2 separate regions of the Homo sapiens genome follow, and region 1 is linked to region 2. Evidence: chromatin contacts called from ENCODE Hi-C or POLR2A ChIA-PET data. All regions are on one chromosome and are shown on one strand. The core of a region is the stretch at or near the end of the contact, and the rest is flanking DNA. Distances in the headings are between cores, read along the strand shown.

What was found. Hi-C counts contacts between places; a loop is a spot of excess contacts on that map. ChIA-PET counts read pairs that join two places held with the same protein, here RNA polymerase II (POLR2A).
Region 1: a map of ovary shows a loop between it and region 2 (13-fold over the local background). The contact joins the promoter of KIF13A here to the enhancer-like site in region 2. A Hi-C loop is called at or near these places in 1 of 168 maps with a recorded cell type or tissue (ovary). POLR2A ChIA-PET finds 5 or more read pairs at or near these places in 2 of 52 experiments (CD8-positive, alpha-beta T cell and WTC11).

The regions. Positions count from the first base shown.
Region 1 is chr6:17,986,283-17,988,982 of GRCh38, reverse strand. KIF13A (kinesin family member 13A) reads left to right here and starts at 1,348. Exons shown (of 39, transcript NM_022113.6): 1 at 1,348-1,574; 2 at 1,839-1,929. The coding sequence starts at 1,520. RefSeq lists silencers at 773-1,272, 1,643-1,762.
Region 2 is chr6:17,470,353-17,473,052 of GRCh38, reverse strand. All of the region lies in intron 4 of CAP2 (cyclase associated actin cytoskeleton regulatory protein 2), which reads right to left. Among named protein-coding and RNA genes, the nearest start is that of CAP2, 78 kb to the right of the region's middle. Within about 2 kb of position 1,344, at least 4 of the 41 ENCODE cell types and tissues checked have a DNase peak (open chromatin) inside an H3K27ac peak, as active enhancers do.

The DNA.
Region 1 (2,700 bases), core at 99-2,598, 520 kb before region 2:
CCTGCCACCATGCCCGGCTATTTTTTAAATTTTTATGTTTGGCAAGATGGGGTTTCTTTACATTGCCCAGGCTGGTCTCGAACTCCTGGCCTCAAGTGATCCTCCCGCCTCGGCCTCCCAAAGTGTTGGGATTACAGGCGTAAGGCACTGTGCCAGAGCACGAATACTGTATTTTCAATCAGATTTTGGTTGAAAAAAAGCCACGTGTAAGTGGACTCGTGCAGTTCAAACCCGTGTTGTTCGAGGGTCAAGCGTAGCATCACCTCGGTTGGAGGCGGACGGACCCCTCTCCTAGCACCTGCCGTACACTGTCTAGCATAATAAGTCTCCACGCCCTCTCTTCCACCTTAGCGTGTGCCTCTGCATCATGCTATTCATGTTTCTGTGTGTCCTCAACAGCACCCTGCACACAGTAAAACCTCAATGCATCTTCCAATAAGTGGATTTCTAGATTTAAGCAAAATCGAAAGATTCCTGGATCTAAACTCTGGATTTTTGACTTCTGTACGCTTCAAAATGCCTGGCACTCGGTGAGCGCCCCTTAAGCACTTGTTGAACCAAACAGAATAAATCGGATTCGCCCAGTTCCGCCCTGGCAGCGAGGTCTGCATTTGGCAGGATGACAGAATCCATTGCTATTAAATTCTTATGTAAGAGTTAATGGCCCTCCCAGCCCACTTGACATCCCTCCCGAGACAAGAGAGGCCGGGAAAGGAAGGGAGAGCACTATTTACAAACATACACTGTTTCGGTGGTGGATTCACAGATTCATTTCTAGTCTCGGTTCACCACAGAGATCTTAAAATACCGCTGCAGGCTCCGTGTGGGACAGAGGGGGCGGCGTGCCGGGACTCGGAGGGGAAGGCCTGCGCACCCAGCGCGGCGAGCCGTGGTCCTTGCTGCCGTCCCGGGGCTCCGGGTGGCAGCGGCCCCAGAAGGCGGCTCGAGCTCACGGCGGTGTCCGGGGGGGGGCCCCGCGGGCGCCGGTGCAGGCTTGGCCTGGGAGGTCCCCTGGGGAAACAATGCGTCCCGCCCCGGACTCCAGCCTCCCCTAAGCGCCGCGCTGCTCGCCGCTCCTCTCACTGCCGTCCCGCCGCTCCAGGGGGCGCCGCGCGTGGCCGTGTCCGGCCTCTCCCGAGCCCCGGCGGGTGACGGGCGCGGAACATGGCGGCGCGGGGCCCCGGGCAGCCGCGAGGGGCCGCGGCGCTGCGGTCTCGGCTGGGGCGGCGCGGCTAGAGCTGCGCCTGGGCCCGCCGGCGAGGCCTCCTCCCCGCCCGCCGCCGCCGCCGCCGCCGCCGCGCCCCGCCCCGCGCGCCCGCCCCTCCCCGGGCCGCGGCCGTGCCCCGCGTCGCGCTCCCCCGGGATGGCCCGCGCGCCTCGGCGCTGCCTCTCGGAGCTCACGGCGGAGCGGCGGCGGCCGCGCTCGAGGGGCGCGCGGCTGCAGCGGCGGCGGCGCCGCGCGTGAGGGGCCGCCTAAGGCCGAGCGGGCGCGGCGAGCGGCCGGGCGAGCGCAGCCAACATGTCGGATACCAAGGTAAAAGTTGCCGTCCGGGTCCGGCCCATGAACCGACGAGGTGAGGAGCTTTCCGCTCTTTTTTATTTCTGCTCGGGCTGAGGGCGGGGGCAACTTTAGAAACTGCGGGGCCGGGACGGCGAGAGCGCGGCCGGGGCCGGGGGGCCGGGGCGGAGGCGGCGTCCGCGCTGGCCGTGGTGCCCGGGGCGCCGTCTCCAGGCTCGGCCGCCTCCAGGGACGGAGCCCCGCTCGGCGCGGCTGGCGGGCGGGCGGGCTGGAGGCGCGGATGCTGGACTTTGCAACGTCCCTTTCTCTCTGCTTTCAGAACTGGAACTGAACACCAAGTGCGTGGTGGAGATGGAAGGGAATCAAACGGTCCTGCACCCTCCTCCTTCTAACACCAAACAGGGAGAAAGGTAAAGCGGGTTCCGAGAGGGCGGCTGGGAGGATCCAGCCTCGCGGGGTCCCGCAAGTTTGAGCCAGGAAAATGGGAGTGCTCTTTCCTATTGTTAGGAGGACGGCTTCAAGTTTGTCGCCGGCTCCTGTTTGAAGCTGTTGCAAGTCCAAGTTCCTCTCCTCCCTCGCCCCCCTTCTCCTCCATCTAGAGCGGCGGCAGGCAGGGCACCCTGGCCACAGCACCAGTCAGCTGAGCCCGGGCGGGCTGCGAGGCACCCGGGAGGGAGAGGGCCGGATGGGACCCCATAGGTGATTCGTCCAGCGGCCACATTTTACAGACAGGAAAACTGAGGCCCGAGGCGGGCAGGTGACCAGCCCACGACCTTATTGTTCGTGGAACCCAGTGTCCGTGATTCTTTTCATCACTGCAGGGTTTGTTTCCTTTGGCAGAATTGTTTAGGGACAGTGTGTCTAAAATGGGAGGAAAAAATAAAGCAAAAGTCTTGTACGATGTAGACTCAGGCTGGACTAGTTAGTATCTATTTTAGTTGTTGTTGCTGAGTTGAGATAATGCCTCAATGTAATGCGCGAATTTTGATTTTCAAAGAAACAAAAGTAGGGCCCTGAACTGTATAGACACTGAGGGATGTTTAAAAAGGGGCTGTATTTACTAGATGGCAACATATTTGCATTTGAAAAGTGGTAACTGTTGGATCCTTATTAATTCCGTTCTGTTCCATGCAACAGTATGGGTTAACGCCCCAAAATAATTTGAATATTTGGCATTTTTC
Region 2 (2,700 bases), core at 95-2,594:
TTAAAAAAAAAAAAAGGTCACCATGAGTGATGTTCCAACAGGACAGGATCTTAGCAAATCCCTTCTGCCTCCACAGTCCTGGGTTTCTAAATACCTATAAAGCTACCAACTCATAGTCACAGCTCACAGGCTCACCCACAGCTTTATGTTGCTAAAGCAAACAGTCTGGGCAGAAGAATGACAGAATTACTCTCTTTTCTGATTACCTCCCTCTCTGCATCCTGATAAACTAATGATTAGCTTTCCTGTTGGGATTCAGCCCTGACTGGGTAGCTTCAGGCTGTCAACTCAAGCAAACCCTGATGATATCACACAAACCCCTGCCTCTCCTTCCTTCCTTGGTGTTTTATTGTGTGTTAACCAGCATCTACATCCAGCACGGGCAGTAGCCGTCACATGCTAGCCACCATGTAATTACCAAGGTAATTCTCTTGCCATTGGAAGGCTCATAGGAAAAGGAAAAAAGCCTTCTTTTTGCCTCACTTCTCCACCTTCTGCTACTCAGAAAGCTGCTGTTTACATAAAAGCAATCTTGTAAGTATCAGAATGCAATTGGTTTTTACCTATACTACATAAATTATATTTAAGCAGATATTTTAGTTGAACTTAAACTAATACACTTCTCCAGAAATTAAAAGCATATATTGCCTTTGGGTGCTTTTGTGTTGGTAGTGAAGAGAGCCAACCCATTCAGCACTATTTTTTTTTTTTTTTTTTTTGAGACGGAGTCTCGCTCTGTCGCCCAGGCTGGAGTGCAGTGGCGGGATCTCGGCTCACTGCAAGCTCCGCCTCCCGGGTTCACGCCATTCTCCTGCCTCAGCCTCCCAAGTAGCTGGGACTACAGGCGCCCGCCACTACGCCCGGCTAATTTTTTGTATTTTTAGTAGAGACGGGGTTTCACCATTTTAGCCGGGATGGTCTCGATCTCCTGACCTCGTGATCCGCCCGCCTCGGCCTCCCAAAGTGCTGGGATTACAGGCGTGAGCCACCGCGCCCGGCCCATTCAGCACTATTAACAGAGCAGAAACTTACGCATATTTATGAAGTGAGACTATCGAGGTAATTTGGAAAAGCTCATAAAGTGAGTCACTGGTTTAGATTCTAAGGTGCTACTCCTTCCTGAAACTGTCAATCCAGACCACTGGGAAATACCACGGCTAAATGGCTAAACTGAAACATAACTAAGCGTGATACAAAGAATGAAACCTTTTTTTTTTTTTTTGAGACGGAGTCTGGCTCTGTTGCCCAGGCTGGAGTGCAGTGGCGCAATCTCGGCTCACTGCAAGCTCCACCTCCCGGGTTCATGCCATTCTCCTGCCTCAGCCTCCTGAGTAGCTGGGACTACAGGCACCCGCCACTATGCCTGGCTAAATTTTTGTATTTTTAGTAGAGACGGGTTTCACTGTGTTAGCCAGGATGGTCTCGATCTCCTGACCTCGCGATCCGCCCGCCTCGGACTCCCAAAGTGCTGGGATTACAGGCTTGAGCCACCGTGCCCGGCCTAACTTTTTTACCTTTTACTTCTCTTGTAGCTTTTTTCTACTTCCAAGATCAATGAAACCGATATTTAAAAACCCATTAAAAATCCTTGCTGTGCACATATAATTAACAGTAGTTACTCAACAGAATATTTTCTTCATGCCTTTGTATTAAGAAAAACCCAACTTCATAGCAATATTTCAAAATAGACATTTCATTTTACATTAGGGCCAGAATTACTTTATTGCATTATGTTATCTGTCATATGGCCCTTGACAACAGAACTTAGCAGCACTAATCATGGCCAAATCTTTCAGGAAGATTCAGCAATTCTGATTGAGCAATGCTATGACATTTTCTGGGCATGGACTTAAGAAACACTTGGGAGTTTGGCTCTGTGTTCCTTCGTTTGCTTTTCCTTTGCAATTTCTAGACCTGCCACTAGCACCAAGTAATTTACCCAAGGTATGCTCTGAGATCAGTCACATGATTACTTTGTTTGGCATTTTAAAATACTGGACAATAACTTGACACCTTATCGTTATGGTAAAACATTTTATAGGGAAAAAGTATAAACTCACTGTAGTTAAAAGAAATTTTGAAATATCGCATACATACATAGATACATCTATTTATACCCAAGTGCAATAAAAATTCAGCTGTTAGATTTCAAAGTCTTTCTTGTCTTTCCCTGGACAGCTAGAGAAATGGGGTATTAGTCTGGAAAATCCCTATGAGTTTTTGGAAAGACAATACATTTCCACAGAGAAAGAGCTCATTTTAGCCAAACCAAGTGACTCACTCTGGTGGACTGGCCAAATGCTCACCAAATCTGTTACTTCTTCCTTCCAGGCATAGAGGTGGGTTAAATTCCCCAGTCTCCTTTGCAGCTAGGAATGACCAGAAGACTGAATGAAGGTGAGGTGACATAGGCCATTTCCAAGCCCAGCCCATAAAACCTTCCTGCATTCTCTTTTCCAATTCAATGGCTGAGGAATTAGAGGAGTTGGGTGCCCCAAGATGGAAGAAGCCTGGACCCTGAACTACCATGTGGAAGAATGGCAACCAAAAACACTGGAGCAGACCTTATGTGAACAAGAAAAAAAATCTCTTCTGTTAAGCCTTTGAGATTTGGGGACTTTTTGCTAAAGCAGTCAGACAACACTGACTAATAATGAACTTTTCTAGTCAGTCACATGACCCTCGCCTGCTTTTTCTCAT